Linked DNA regions of Homo sapiens: regions 1, 3, 4 and 5 are each linked to region 2. Evidence: chromatin contacts called from ENCODE Hi-C or POLR2A ChIA-PET data. All regions are on one chromosome and are shown on one strand. Each heading gives the region's core, a stretch centred on a gene start or an enhancer-like site at or near the end of the contact. The rest is flanking DNA. Distances are from core to core; before and after follow the strand shown. Region 1 overlaps JUN-DT (JUN divergent transcript). Region 2 overlaps FGGY (FGGY carbohydrate kinase domain containing). Region 3 holds the start of LINC02777 (long intergenic non-protein coding RNA 2777). Region 4 overlaps JUN-DT (JUN divergent transcript). Region 5 overlaps LINC01358 (long intergenic non-protein coding RNA 1358).

Region 1 (2,700 bases), core at 60-2,559, 910 kb before region 2:
AGGTTGAAAATCCTAATGTAACCTAAATTTCTCCTGAAAAGGAACTCAGAGAGATCAAGTGAGTTTTTTGCTCCCTTGCCCCATACTGAGATTGTAGTATATGAGGAAAATGGCAGTTATAATAAAAATACTAATTACCACATTTAGAGCCTTGTTTAAATATAGTAAACAATATATTTTTGATCAAAAACAGCCTCTTAAAATTTATCAATAACTTTTTATATAATGGCTTATTTGATGGAAATGGTAATAATGATAATAATAACCATGAACCTACTGAATATGAAATATATTAATAAACCATCTTAAAATGTTATTTACTCTTCACAACAATGAGAAAAATGTGTATTATTTTCTCTGGTTTACAGATGAGGAAGCAGGTTCATATGTTATCTCATTTAATTTTTGTCATAACCCTTGAGGTTGGTTCTCTTACGATCCACAAAACATGAGGAAATTGAAGCTCACAGAGGATAAGACATTTGCTCAAGCTCACACAGCAAATCAGAGGCAGAGCTGGGACTCGAACCCAGATCTTTTTGACTCAAAAGCCTGGATTTTGAATTGCTGTGCTGCAGTTCTCAAAGTAACCCATAATGTAGGCAAATATCATCCCCATTTTGCAATGGGGAAACTGAGGTAGTTAGAGAACTGGCTTACCTAATATTCTCCTAGCTCTACTGTACACTCTGGAGACCAAAATGTTTAGTAGTTGCACATAAGGGCTTTGGAGCTGGCTTGCACTTTGCACAGTGATGGGACCAGGTGAGCTCTCAATAAATGATAGCTGTTGTCATTTTCAGCATGGGAGTTCGGCAGCCCACAACCTGGGCACAGACCTGATACCTGCGTCCTTGACTATCTGTTCTGTTTTTGTGCAGACTTGTGCTTGGACCGCAGGAATTTTCTATCATCTGCATGCAATGCCTACTGATGACACACTATCACAATAAAGGCCACCTGAGTCTATGCAGGGGAAAGCTTCCTTCGTGGGAGGCCTATCTGAATGGATGTGGCCTGCAGGAGGCCCTTGGAGCAGAGGCTCAGCCTCTGACTCACACTGAGCTGTCCCCCATCCGGTTAAGGCCAGCCCAGGAGCCGCCCACCTCTCCTGCACCCGCTGCCTTCTTGGCACAGACCTCTGGCTGCAGCCTTTGGGCTCCAGGCTGCAGAATTACTCACTCGCAGATTCTTCCTTTGGCATCTGCCAGGATCCAGGAAGAGGGCTTTGTAGTCTCTCTGTCTCACTTAGCTTTTTCCCTGCCTCCTTTATCAGTTGAATTGCTAAAGCCAAAGCTGAATTTCTCTCCCATTTCCTCCAAGGACCAGTATCCGGTAGGAATCATCTCTGCACTTGGGAGGCTAGGGAGAAGTCAAACACCAGGTCTGGCTCTTTGCCCCTGGAGGAAGAGTTAGTCACTTGGTTACTGCCGGCTGAAATCGACTGGAGATGTCACAGGGAGAAAATGCTTTCCTATGAGTTAGTGGAGCATGGTCTCCACAAAAATTGCCTTTTTACTGAACAGAGAAAGTGGCAAACTGATGTCCTCTTCACAGAGTTCTGACTTTAGTCCTCTAGCTGCAGCCATTAGCAATTCCTTTCCATCCAGTGCATAGAAGTCACAGGAGGCATGTCACAAAAATGGGGAGTAGGGAGGAGAAAAATTAGATGTGTACACACATGATCTCATTTTGTCACCACAGCAACCTAATTGTCATTATCCTGATTTTTTAAAAGGTAAAACTTGAGGTGGTGAATGCTTGTCCAAGATCATGGAGTTGGTGACTGGCAGAGCCGACATATGGACCCAAGTCCTTTCAATGCCAAATCCACTGTAGGGGAAATGGCCCTTCTGTCTCTTTCTCTCCCTCTGTCTCCCCTTTTCCTCTTGATTCCATGTGTCACCTTCCCCACTCCCAGTCTCGAAGGGGTCAGAGGATTATATGACACAACACAATGCCTTGCATACAGTACTTGCTCAATAAATGCACATTAAATTTGAATTGCTATGCCATGCCTTTTATGAACATTTGCATTTTCAAAAAGGACTCTTAGAAAAGATAATACTTAATACCAAGGACTAAATGGTGAATTTCCAGCACAGGAGATCTCTAGTGGGATGTTTATTTCCTCCATCCCTTCTTCCTCTCCCTCTTCCTTCCTTCCTTCCTTCTTCTCGTGTTCTCTCCTTCAGAACAAACACCAACACTATCCTAACTACTTTATAAATATTTACTTATTTAATCCTCATTACCACTGTGTGATGTAGATACCATTATTGTTAGCAATATCCCATTTTGGAAATAAGTAAATGGGCATAGAGTGGCTTAGTTATCTGCCCAGAAACACACAACTTATAATAGGCAGAGCAGGAGTTTGAAGGTGGGCACTTGGCCTCTTTAACCATTGCTGGTATCCCTGTCCAGGCACAGATAGCTTCCTGGAGCCATTTCCATCTCTCACATGAACTTGACATTGCAATTTACAAGGTTTGTTCAAATAGGGTCTCATTCTATTTGATTCTCACCACCATTTGTGAAGTCTGGACTTTGCTTCCTATTTACAATAGAGAAAGCCCAAGCTTGGAGAATTTAAGTGACTTGCATAAGGTCACACAACTGCTATGTTAGCAGAGCTTGGGAGCCAAACCATTTTATGGTCCCCTAATTTCTATGAATGAAGCTGGTGCTGAAGAATTA
Region 2 (2,700 bases), core at 64-2,563:
CTTATATCTCCATCAAAGGACCCAGTAGAATCTGCTCATTCTTTTACTCTTTGTATCACTTGGCATCAAAGGCTAAAAAATGACATTGGTCAGTATTTTAATCCCAATTCAACAAAATATTAGTTTACTGAATTCCTGCTATATTCAAGGCATTATGCTGGGCTCCAGGCAGGTGTTACAGGGGAATAAAACACAATTTAATTTAGGCACATAAGATTATTTTAGAACAACGGGATAAGTTCCACAATTGAAGTATTGCCAGGTGACAAAGTTGCCCAAGGAAGAAAGAGATGGGAGCCTGTAGAGATGAGAGAATGCTTTTGGGAGGAGGTTATGTCCAAGCTAACTTTAAGCTCTTGTAAGAAATTGGTAGACAGGCCAAGGCAAGAAAGAACATTCATAGTAGAAGGAATAACATGTACAGTTATAAAAGTGGGAGCAGCATAGTACATTCAGGTTACTATAAACAACTCATAATCCAGAAACACAAAGTATGAGATGGGGAATGGCAGGAAGTGGGACTAGGGAAGGATAGAATTGGGTAGGGGGAGGTCAGCTCATAAATACCTTGGAGGCCATGCTGAAGACCTCCAACCTCATCCTATAGGCAGAACAGAGATGCTGAATTCTAAGCAGTGGTGAGATCTGGTCAGATGCAGATCAGAAAAATCCCTCTTAAAGGATCCAGTACAGGGGGCTCAGGGTAGAAATAGAGGGTCCAGATAAAAGGCTTTTTCAAGAATCCAGGCTAGAGATGTAAAAGACCTCTATTAATTTGCTGGTAGTGATTTTGAAGATGAAGGGGCTGTTGTGGAAGTGCTTTTATAATTTTAGGGAAGTATTCGAGGTTAAGACCTAAAAGCAAATTCCACTTAACATGATGAACAGGCAAATGTGCAGATCCCACTGAAGCAGGATCAGTATTTAACAGAATTGGAAATGTTCATGGAAAAGCAATCCACTTTCTTTTCATTTCCTTTAACTCCACATAGAGTCAGGCTGCTAACCCTCCGAATATAAACCCTTCTCTAAAGGCCAGGGTGGAAGGTACAGGCATTGCGTAGGGGAGCTCCATGCAGGAAGGTGGAGAGATCTGAGTTCCCACTGGCAGTAGGAGCTATGGGCTGCTGTCCCTGTTTCTGTTCCCTGGAGGCAGCTGGAGCATCCCTCTTTTTGTGAAATTAGAAAGATTGTCTTTCTCCATCTCTTCCCTGACCCTCCCAAGACTTTTCAGGGAAGTTTTTAAGTTTTTTCCGTAAACCCCACGTGTTCAGAGAGTCCTCCGCTGCTTGCTGGGAGCTGGCAGCTGGCAGCTGTTCTCTGCGAAGGAGGCGGCACACACGGTGCTTTAGCACCATCTGCAGGCAACCCAGAGATTTGCAAGGAGACAGGAGAAGCCAGTTTCCTTCTGAGCCAACCTCATCTCATTGCCTAATAGATCACACTGTTAACGATGTGGGACGACATTTACTTAGGCCTCTGCCACACAGAAGCAGGGACTGAGTTGAGGCACATTTTGAAGAGAGGGGATTCAGCTGATTTTAAAATTCACAGTCACGGAGAGTGTAATTTAGTGACTATAGTTTAATAATAAATGTTTAGGATGACCCCAAATTGCATTATTATGTTCAGTCCAAATTTATATGTGGCTCTGGAAGAGTCACTTAAATGTGCTTTGAGAAATTTGGTGCATTGAAAGACACTATCAACAGAGTAAAAAGGCAACTCACAGAATGGGAGAAAACATTTGCTTATCATACATCCAGTAAGGGATTGATATCCAGAATATATAAATGTATAAAGAACTCCTAAAACTCAACAACAACAAAAAAGCAAAAACAACCCAATTCAAAAGTGGGCAAAGGACTTGAATGAATATTTCCCCAAAGAAGATTTATAAATGACCAGTAAGCACGTGATAGGGTATTCAACAGCACTATTAGGAAAATCAAAACTACCGTGAGGTACCACCTCACACATTAGGATGCTACTATTTTAAAACAGAAAACAACAAATGTTGGCAAGGATGTGGAGAAATTGGAAGCTCTGTGCATAGTTGGTGAGAATGTAACATAGTATCGCTGCTGCAGAAAACACTATGGCCATTCTTCAAGAAATTAAGAATAGAATTAACATGTGATTCAGGAATTGTATTTCTGAGTATATACCCAAAAGAACTGAAAGTAGGGTATGGAAGAGATATTTCTACATTCATGTTCACAGCAACATTATTCATGATAGCGAAAATCATGAGAGCAACCTAAGTGTTCATTAGTAGATGAACATATAAATGAAGAATGATATGTGCATACAATGGAGTATTATTCAGCCTTAGAAAGAAGCAATTTCTGACATGCCACACATCAGTGAACCTTGAGGATATTATTCTAAGTGAAATAAGATAACCACAAAAAGACAAATACTGCATGATTCCACCTATGTAAAGAATAAGGCCAGTGCACAAAGTTGTGGCAAAGTTGTCAGTATTAACATTGTAAATCAAGTGTGTGTGAAGGGGTGCTCACCTTAGCTCCCTTCTAGATATTTTGAGATTCTAAAGTCAAGAAATCTATCTCATGTAGTGAAAGAATTCCTTACCGTTATATTGTCACAGAGCATCATTAGTAGGAGCAAATTGTTCCTAAAATAATTCTACAACTAATAAATTTGGATGCTCATAGAGTAGGTCTTAGTAGTACC
Region 3 (2,700 bases), core at 191-2,690, 860 kb before region 2:
GATGGGGTTTCACCATGTTGGTCAGGCTGGTCTTGAACTCATGGACTCTTCTCTATCACAATATATTCTAAGGCAGGCAGCGATCTGCCTGCCTCGGCCTCCCAAAGTGTTGGGATTACCGATGTGAGCCACCGTGCCAGGCTTCTATTTGCTTTTGCTTTTGATACACCCATATCTGCTCATTGTAGGAATATTGGGTGCCTTCAGCTCAGCTGGATTCTCTTGGCTTCAGTGTCAGTATTTGAATTCTTGTTCATTTTCTGCTTTCCCTCCCCAGACTGGTAAGTCCATGAGGACAGAGTCCTTGTCTATCCGCCAGACCACCAGTGTCCAGCACAGTGCCTGGCACACAGTAGGTATTCAATAATTGTTTAATGAACTCTGGGGCTTTGATTAATAATTTAGTTAGAGAGTAAATTAATTGTGAGTTAAATCTAGTTTGGTCAACAACATACTTTACACTGTGCAGTCAGTGGGGCAGGAGGGAATCACAGAAGGGTCTTTGAAGATGAAAAGTGCAGGGACTATTGGCCTAGATCAGTGGTTTACACATGAAGCTGTACTTTTAGACGAGCTTGCCTTCCGGGATTTCGATCCCTGGTCTGAGGTGCTGTTTGAGCTTCCCAGGTGATTCTGAAGTCACCAGATCGGTATTGAGGGATGCCAAATTTGGGGGACTTCCTGTTCTAACGTATTTCTTTTTGTCCCCCGAACTCATTCAACTTGTGCCTGAACGGTCTCAGCAATGGGAGCTCATTATTTCACAAGGCGAGCTGCCCAACCCAGCGTAACCACAACGACAACAATCACAGTGACACCATGTAGGGACCATACATTGAGCATTTCTTAGGTGTCAGGTACCGTACATACATGCTGCTCACTCCAAAGGCGAGGTGGGTAGTACTTGTCTGCATATGACAGCTAAAGAAACTGCAACTCCGACGTTGGTGGCGCTGGGAGTCTCAGTGGCGGCGGGGCGGGGCAGGGCCGGGACCGAGGCCACGTCCCGCCCGCCGCCCGGCTTCCCGCCCATGGGCCTCGGCAGTGCCCGCGGGAGGAGCGGGTGGAGGGAGCCGCTCGCCACGTCAGCGCACGCCCGCCCCGGCGCTCCGCCCGGCCCTCCTGGGCCTCCCCATAGAAGGTTAACCCGGGCCGGATCCCACGAGGACTGGTGGGGGCCGGGCGGCCCGTGATTTCAGTTTCCGAAGAGTCCGGCCCTGCGCAAAGGCGGGCAGGGAGGAGGAGTTCGGGAAGCCTTCCCGACAGTCTGTAGATGAAATGAACGCGCCCCGCCTGAGCGCCACTCGGGGAGCGCGCCGAGCCAGTGCAGCACCGCGGCCTCCCGGCCCGCCAGGCTGAGGGTTTCCGCGGGCCCTGACCCTGCTGGCCCCCACCGGGCCAGTGAAAGCAGCAGGCTTTATGCGGCTGTCGGGCTCGGGGCGAGGAGCCGGCTCCACCCTCCCAGTCTGGGCCCATCCTCCGGCCTCGGCCAGCCCCTTCCCTCCCTCTCTTTGGCGTTCGCGTTCCCTCGGCCTAGCAGACCTCTTAGAATGTTTGTTTTCCTTCTGAGAAAGAGCGGAGGGACGTGGCCAAGACCAACATGAACTGCAAACACGGGACATCCTCTGTGTGGGGGGACATTTTTCTGGGACCAACAGACCTGGGTCTGAATACCCATCCTGCCGCTTCCTCGCTGGGTGACCTTTGTATATCTTTCTCCATCTCTCTCAGCCTCATTATCCTCATCTGTAAAATGGGGATAATGACGCCTTACCTATCTTTAAGATACATTCTGAGGATTAGATTGGATAAATACGGATCATACATTTTAAGCACTTAGTGCTGTCAATGGCAATTAACATTATTATTCATTATATTGTTATTATGAATGACTGATAATGACACTCAAGATTATTAATGCTACTGTGTCAAAAATATGCTCAATTAAATTTATTTTTAGTGAGTGAAATAGTTTTATGAAAGGTAAATAAAGAGGAATAATACTGGGTCGGGAAGTATATACACGTTATCTCATTTAATATTCAAACAGCTTCAGAAGGTGGGTGTTATCATCCCCATTCTGCAGATGAGAAAGTTGAGGCTCTTGGAGGTTCATTAACTTGCCCACCTCACACACTTCAAGCCTAATGTCCTGCCCTCCCTCTCTCACTGACTTCCTTGACTGCATCCCTTAAGCTCCAGTCCCTTTCTACCTGCCTGCCTCAGCAAAGACTCGTCCATCTGCAGAGAAACCTGGAGGAAAGTGAGTCAGCTCTGGAAACTGGATAAAGCTCACCTCCTCCAGGCAGCTTTCCTGATTCTCTCCCTCCTCCCCCTGTAAAATTAATCCTTCCTTCCTTTCTTCTCTTGGTGCCCATAGTATGAGGTTGCACACACTTATTGCAGGTTGTGTCTCCCACCTGGGGAGTATGCCTGTCTAAGGCAGACGCCACATACTTTTTCACTCTTGAAGGGTCAATATGGTGTTGTGGTTAAGGGCACAGGCTTAGGAGCCCAACTGTCCAGTTTCAGATCTTGGCTTTACTACCTACTGGTTGTGAGCCTTAACCAAGTGACTTAACCCCTTTCAGCCTCACTGTCCTTATCTACAACATGGAGATTGACAATAAGATCAGCCTTGTGGGGTTGCTATAAGGATTGAATGAGTTAAGATATAGAAAGCAATTTGAACCTCTAAGT
Region 4 (2,700 bases), core at 188-2,687, 950 kb before region 2:
TTGTCTCATACTCCATTTTTCCCTCTTTCCACTATTTTCCTTCTCCCTTTTCATAACACTTTCCTTTCTTTTACCTTTTTGGTCAGCTTCTATCTACTGTGATTGAAGCCCTCTGTCCAGGTCACCAGCCATTGTCTCCTGGATTGTGGCAGCAGCTTTCTAACTTGTCTCCTTGCCTCTATCTGTCCCTGTTGTTTCATTCTCCATGCAGGGCAGTCCTTCTGTAACCTGAACCAGACCTTGCTGCTCCTCTGTGCCACTCCCTCCGGTGGCTTCTCATCACCATGGCCTGCAAGGCTCTGTGTGACCTGTCTTCTGGCACTCCCTGACCTCCCTCTTAGCTCAGTCTGCTCCAGCCTCAAAGGCCTTCTGGCTGTTACTGGAACATTCAAGCACATTCTTGCTTTGGGTCTTTTATAAATATATACATCTGTCTGTGTGTATATATATATATACACACACACACACACACACACAAAAACACACACATACACACACATATATACACACACACATACACACACACACATATATAGTTCTCTCTTCCTCCAGATATCTGTAGGCTTCATCCTCTCACTTCCTTAGGCCTCTGCCCACATGGCACCATATCAGAAAGGCCTTCCCTGATGACTTAATATTAAAAAAAAAAACCCAAGCACTCCCAGTCCTCCGTTTTAGTTTTCCTCTTTTCTCTTATCAGTGGCATATTAGACACTTATTCATTTACTTATTTATTTTCTCTCTCCCCTGAGCAGCACGTGACCTCTATAAGAGCAGACTTGGTTTTGTTTTCTGCTGTGTCCCCAGAACCTGGAGCACAGTAAGTGCTCAATAAATATTTGCTGGATTTTGTGAATGTGTGTGTCCCCTTTATGAAATGGCACGGAAGAGCCTGCACTGACGCTCCAGGTGATTTGGGGCCTGAATGGGTCACTGATCAACTTTTATCTTAACCAGACCAGGGTGATGAGGAGAATTAGGTGGCTGCTCAGGGGCCCTTCACACACATACCTTTGGGACCAACGCTGTTTCGTCTGCAGCAATGGCGTGCCTGGCTTTCATGCTTGTGGTTTGTACCATAGTTGTGATGTTGTCTAGAATTCCCATGGCAGCTTTACAATATGATTAATTTTGCTCATATAGATACATATCGATTACGGATAAAGATGACTCAAGGTTTAAATTTAGCCCCACCACAACAAATTGAAAGTCACAGGTGTGCTACCTAATTGCTCCCAGACTATGAAAACAAAAGCACAATGTCTGCCAGCACTGAATCACTCTTCTCCACCCTTTTTCTCCCTTCCCTTCATGTTCTCTGTCTTAATTCTGTTCATGTCGTAAACCGTGGTAGCTTAGAAAAGTGAAAAATAACATCCGGAGTCCAAAGTTCCAGTCCTGACACCACCACTTGTTTACTGTGAGATCTCAAGCATGTTACCCCACCTCCCTGAGCTTCAGTTTCCTCTTTTGTAGAATAGACCTACTTGAAAACAGGTGCTCAATAACGTGTTGAATGAAAGATGCCTAAGTGAGACAGCATGGGTAGAATGTCTAGCCCAGGGTGAGCACTCAATAGATGCTAGTCACCGGCCATGCTAACTGATGCACCTGACTGTGCTGTCTTCATGAACTTTCTTTGGCTTTGGTTAACCATTAGGATAGGCAACCCAGCTGAAAACAGAGGATGGCTCATGACAAGGCCTTTCCTAATCAGTCTCTCACAAGGGCTTTTATGGAGGCCCTACTATGCGTACAGCAAGGTGGAAGATTCAGGGGTGGGTGGAGCATCAAGCCAGCGAGAGGCATAGTTACTGCTGCTATTGGTGCCCTGTGGCTGCTGTAACAAATGACCACAAGCTTTGTAGCTTAAAGCCACAGAAATGTATTCGCTCACAGTTCTAGAGGGCAAAGCATTTGAAATCAAAATGTTGGCAGGGCCACGCTCCCTCCAAGGGCCCTAAGGAAGAATCCACTCTCTGCCTTTTGCAGCTTCTGGCGACTCCTGGTGTTGCTTGGCTTGTGGAAGCACAGCTCCGTTCCGCGCCTCTGTCTTCACATGATCTTCCCTACTGTGTGTCTCTGTGTCTCAAATCTCCCTCACCTTTCTCTAATAAGGAAACCAATCATTGGATTTAGGGTCTACCCTAAATTCAAAATGTTTTCATCTTGAGATCCTTAACTTAATTACATCTGCAAGGACCCTATTTCTAAATAAGTTCACATTCATAAGTGTTGGGGTTTGGGGTTTAGGGTTTTGACATCTTTTTTGGGGTCCCAATTTAACCCAGCTACAGTGGCCTCCAGGAATTTCAGATTAGGGAAAGGAAGAGCACACACAGATGAACAAAAAAAGTTTCAAGTAGAGTTTGTAAGACAAATCTTATTTGAAGGTGGTTAGTAGGGGGTTGATCCATTAATTTTTTGATCCAGAAATATTCACTGAGCCCCTGCTATGCTGGGTGCTGGAGATAGAAATGAGGAAGCACAGTCTCTGCCTTCAAGGAGTTCACAGACTGCTTCAATGAACAGAGAAATGGACATTTATTGTTGAGCATGGTAGGAGCTGTGGTAGAAGTAGACCCCTGATGCGATGGGCATTAGCAGGTCTGAGTTACAACCTCGGGGCTGGTGTTCAGAGAGGGCTTTCTGCAGGAAGTATTATCCCTTCCAAGGCCTAAAGGTTGAGGGAGTAGGAGC
Region 5 (2,700 bases), core at 1-2,500, 710 kb before region 2:
CTAATACACTTCCTCTGACCCTCTCCTCCACACCCATGCTGGGGAGATGTTCTTCCGTGGGATCCCACAATCGACATCCATCTGGCTCTCTAGAATTGCACTGTTCATGTAGTGCTCACAGAGATGAAAGCTCTTTGAGAACAAGACCACACATTATCGCTTTCTTCCTCTCCTTTTCTCAAGCAGTGGTTCTTGGGGACTGCAGCATCTCACCTTCATAGAAACTCAACACTCAGACCTCACCCCAGACCTACTGAATCAGAAACTCTGAGGTTGGGGCCAGTGAGCTGTGCTTTAACAAGCCCTGCAGGTGATCCTGATGCCCGCTGAAGCCTGGGAACCATAGTCCTGAAAAAACGTCCCTGGCTCTTGTCTGTTCTGTTGTGATAGCTCCTAACTGGGCTTCCTGCTTCCTCCTCTGTCACCTTCCAATCTATTCTTCATCCTAGAGCCAGAATTATCTTTCTACAACATGGAAGGAAGGGCCCTCCTCAAGAGCCTTCAGTGGCTTCCATTTGCACCTATAATTAAATCCTGATCCCTCACCATGACCTACAGGACCCTGTGTGACCTGGCCCTGCATCTCTCCTATGCTGACCCCCTACCACCAGGCACGATGGTCTGCTTTCAGCTTCTGAGGTCAACCATCCCTTCTTGCCTCAGGCCATGTGCTGGGATGGGGAGAGGAATATGGGTGAGTCATCTTCTCCATCCTTGAGGAGGTATAGTCAACTAGGGGAGACAGATATGGACACAAATAGACATGCAGTTCATAGAAAGCAAAGTAGCAGGGCTGTGCATATGGTACAGAAACAGCAAAGACTCATTCTGTTTAGGGACTTTTGTTTTGCAGTGATTTCCAACTCTGCTTCTAAAGTTTGAAGGTGTAGTTTTTCTTATTCGAACATTCCAATACTAGGCATTCCATTGCCCTGAGCCTCAGTCCTGCTACTGCCATTCAGAAGCTATGCCCACCGTGCAGGGGCATTGGAGGGAGTACACGAGGATATACATCAAACGTGCCAAGCGGAGGGCAGGGTCTCTGCAGGGATCAGGGACTCCCATGTTTCTGGAGCAGATTCAAGTTTTGATGTTGTGGGGACTTACCCTTCCTGAGCTTCAGTGGGAAACTAAGTATCCCCTGAAAAAACTGAGGTGTTAAGGAGGAGGCTTGAGGTTGGGCCTACAGCAAAAGAAAAGTTCCCCTCCACTTTAAGAAATCTCCCTCCTGTGGGTGTGGTAGTGAATGTGAAAGTAGAATCTGCCTCCTGGCCCCTGCACTTACCAGAAGGGGCAGTGGTACTTGCAAAGGAGTTACAGAAAGAGCAGCAGCTGAACAGGAACTGGGGCCACCGGTTCTGGGAAGCTGGGGCTTTGGGGGAAGCGCCTGGCAGACCCCAGTGTTTACAAACTTCAGGAGCACCTGAACCCCAGCCTGTGTTAGGCACAGAGCAAATTGTGGTGAGCTACTGGCACAAGTCCTCTGGAGCCAGAAAGTCAAGACAGAAAGCCAGGATGACTCCTCTAGGGCCCAGGGCTCACAGTTCCCTGGACAAACAGCCTCACTGTGGCCTCTGGGAAAAGGTGGGAGGCAGAGCAGGCTGGTGGGTTAGATATTCATTCATTCATTCCCAATTTCCTCATCTGTGAAATGGGGAAAGAAATTCCTTCCACGTCTACTTGGATTGTATATAGTGGGGAAGGGTAGAGAACAGGTTGCTATGGAGACCAAATGAGATAATACATTCAGTTATTCATTTAATATACACTAAGCACCTGCTACGATAAAAATAATAATGGGCACTTATTGAGTACCTAGTGTATGCCAGGCACTATGCTAACTACTTTAATCCTCACAATCATCCTCCGAGGTAGCTGCCCTGATTTCCATTTACAGATGAGGAAACTGAGGCTCAGAGAGATGACTTGCCCAGATCACACAGCTAGTCAGTGGTGGATCTGGGATTTGAGAGCCACAGTGTTAAATGGGGCTCAAGTCTCAGCTCCTGTACTAGAGTCAGGGATCTGCAAGGTCAGGAATTATCATTTATCAATCTCTGAATCTTCGGTGCTTAGGCCACGGCCCAGCACATAACAGCTGCTCACTAAATGTGGGTAGGCCTCTTGCATATCTACAAGACAAGGTGAGATGAAACAGTCTGGTGGGGAAGTCAGGGAAGCAAACCAGCAGCAGGTAATGTAACAGGATCTATAGCAGATGTGCCTTCAGAGAGCTCCCTGAGGTTTGTGCTGGGTCACACTGTGTACCAATCAGGGTCCCAACAGTCTGACAGCTCCCAGGAAATAGCAGATTTCAAGGAGGGATTATATGCAAAGGTGCAGATATAGAAGAATCACAAAAGAGAGAGTAGGCACTTAATAGCTCCTGAACTGTTCTCACAACTCTTAATAGCTGCTGAACTGTCCTGCAGAGTTGCTTTCCTCAGGAGGAGCAGTGAGGAACATGGCCAGTTCAGTGACGTTGCAAACAGTGTATCAAAGGAATATCATACTCTCTCCCTTCCTCTTTTCCCTCCCTCTGGTCTCCTGTGGCTCCCTGTTGGCCAAACCCAACTAGAAACAGAAGGTTCAAGAACCCACCAATTCAATCCCCATAGATCAACCTCTTGAATACAGAGCAGATGAGGAAAGGTAATGTATGGATCTAGAGGGGCAAATGAAAGGTATTCTGCATGGACC

Evidence for each region. Hi-C counts contacts between places; a loop is a spot of excess contacts on that map. ChIA-PET counts read pairs that join two places held with the same protein, here RNA polymerase II (POLR2A). Pooled maps may share reads with other maps.
Region 1: a loop to region 2 is called in a pooled map, with 4 times the contacts of the local background. The contact joins two enhancer-like sites. A Hi-C loop is called at or near these places in 5 of 50 pooled maps. POLR2A ChIA-PET finds 5 or more read pairs at or near these places in 2 of 52 experiments (AG04449 and activated T-cell).
Region 3: a map of heart right ventricle shows a loop between it and region 2 (2.3-fold over the local background). The contact joins the promoter of LINC02777 here to the enhancer-like site in region 2. A Hi-C loop is called at or near these places in 7 of 168 maps with a recorded cell type or tissue (IMR-90, Right ventricle myocardium inferior, dorsolateral prefrontal cortex and 3 more) and 18 of 50 pooled maps. POLR2A ChIA-PET finds 5 or more read pairs at or near these places in 2 of 52 experiments (AG04450 and activated T-cell).
Region 4: a loop to region 2 is called in a pooled map, with 2.4 times the contacts of the local background. The contact joins two enhancer-like sites. A Hi-C loop is called at or near these places in 1 of 168 maps with a recorded cell type or tissue (endothelial cell of umbilical vein) and 9 of 50 pooled maps. POLR2A ChIA-PET finds 5 or more read pairs at or near these places in 1 of 52 experiments (MCF 10A).
Region 5: a map of mammary epithelial cell shows a loop between it and region 2 (2.8-fold over the local background). The contact joins two enhancer-like sites. A Hi-C loop is called at or near these places in 2 of 168 maps with a recorded cell type or tissue (cardiac septum and mammary epithelial cell), 1 of 37 single-sample maps with no recorded cell type and 7 of 50 pooled maps.

Annotation. Positions count from the first base shown.
Region 1 is chr1:58,847,947-58,850,646 of GRCh38, forward strand. All of the region lies in intron 1 of JUN-DT (JUN divergent transcript), which reads left to right. Among named protein-coding and RNA genes, the nearest start is that of LINC02777, 55 kb to the right of the region's middle. Within about 2 kb of position 1,310, at least 20 of the 41 ENCODE cell types and tissues checked have a DNase peak (open chromatin) inside an H3K27ac peak, as active enhancers do.
Region 2 is chr1:59,758,283-59,760,982 of GRCh38, forward strand. The region is part of intron 15 of FGGY (FGGY carbohydrate kinase domain containing); the gene reads left to right. Among named protein-coding and RNA genes, the nearest start is that of MIR4711, 26 kb to the left of the region's middle. Within about 2 kb of position 1,314, at least 15 of the 41 ENCODE cell types and tissues checked have a DNase peak (open chromatin) inside an H3K27ac peak, as active enhancers do; they include dorsolateral prefrontal cortex and heart right ventricle, where a contact is called at or near this core.
Region 3 is chr1:58,902,698-58,905,397 of GRCh38, forward strand. It overlaps LINC02777 (long intergenic non-protein coding RNA 2777), which reads right to left and starts at 1,441. Exons shown (of 5, transcript NR_183656.1): 1 at 871-1,441. RefSeq lists silencers at 835-1,224, 1,285-1,534.
Region 4 is chr1:58,804,779-58,807,478 of GRCh38, forward strand. All of the region lies in intron 1 of JUN-DT (JUN divergent transcript), which reads left to right. Among named protein-coding and RNA genes, the nearest start is that of JUN-DT, 21 kb to the left of the region's middle. RefSeq lists a silencer at 119-413. Within about 2 kb of position 1,438, at least 7 of the 41 ENCODE cell types and tissues checked have a DNase peak (open chromatin) inside an H3K27ac peak, as active enhancers do.
Region 5 is chr1:59,045,606-59,048,305 of GRCh38, forward strand. All of the region lies in intron 2 of LINC01358 (long intergenic non-protein coding RNA 1358), which reads left to right. Among named protein-coding and RNA genes, the nearest start is that of LINC01358, 26 kb to the left of the region's middle. RefSeq lists enhancers at 50-99, 955-1,024. Within about 2 kb of position 1,251, at least 6 of the 41 ENCODE cell types and tissues checked have a DNase peak (open chromatin) inside an H3K27ac peak, as active enhancers do.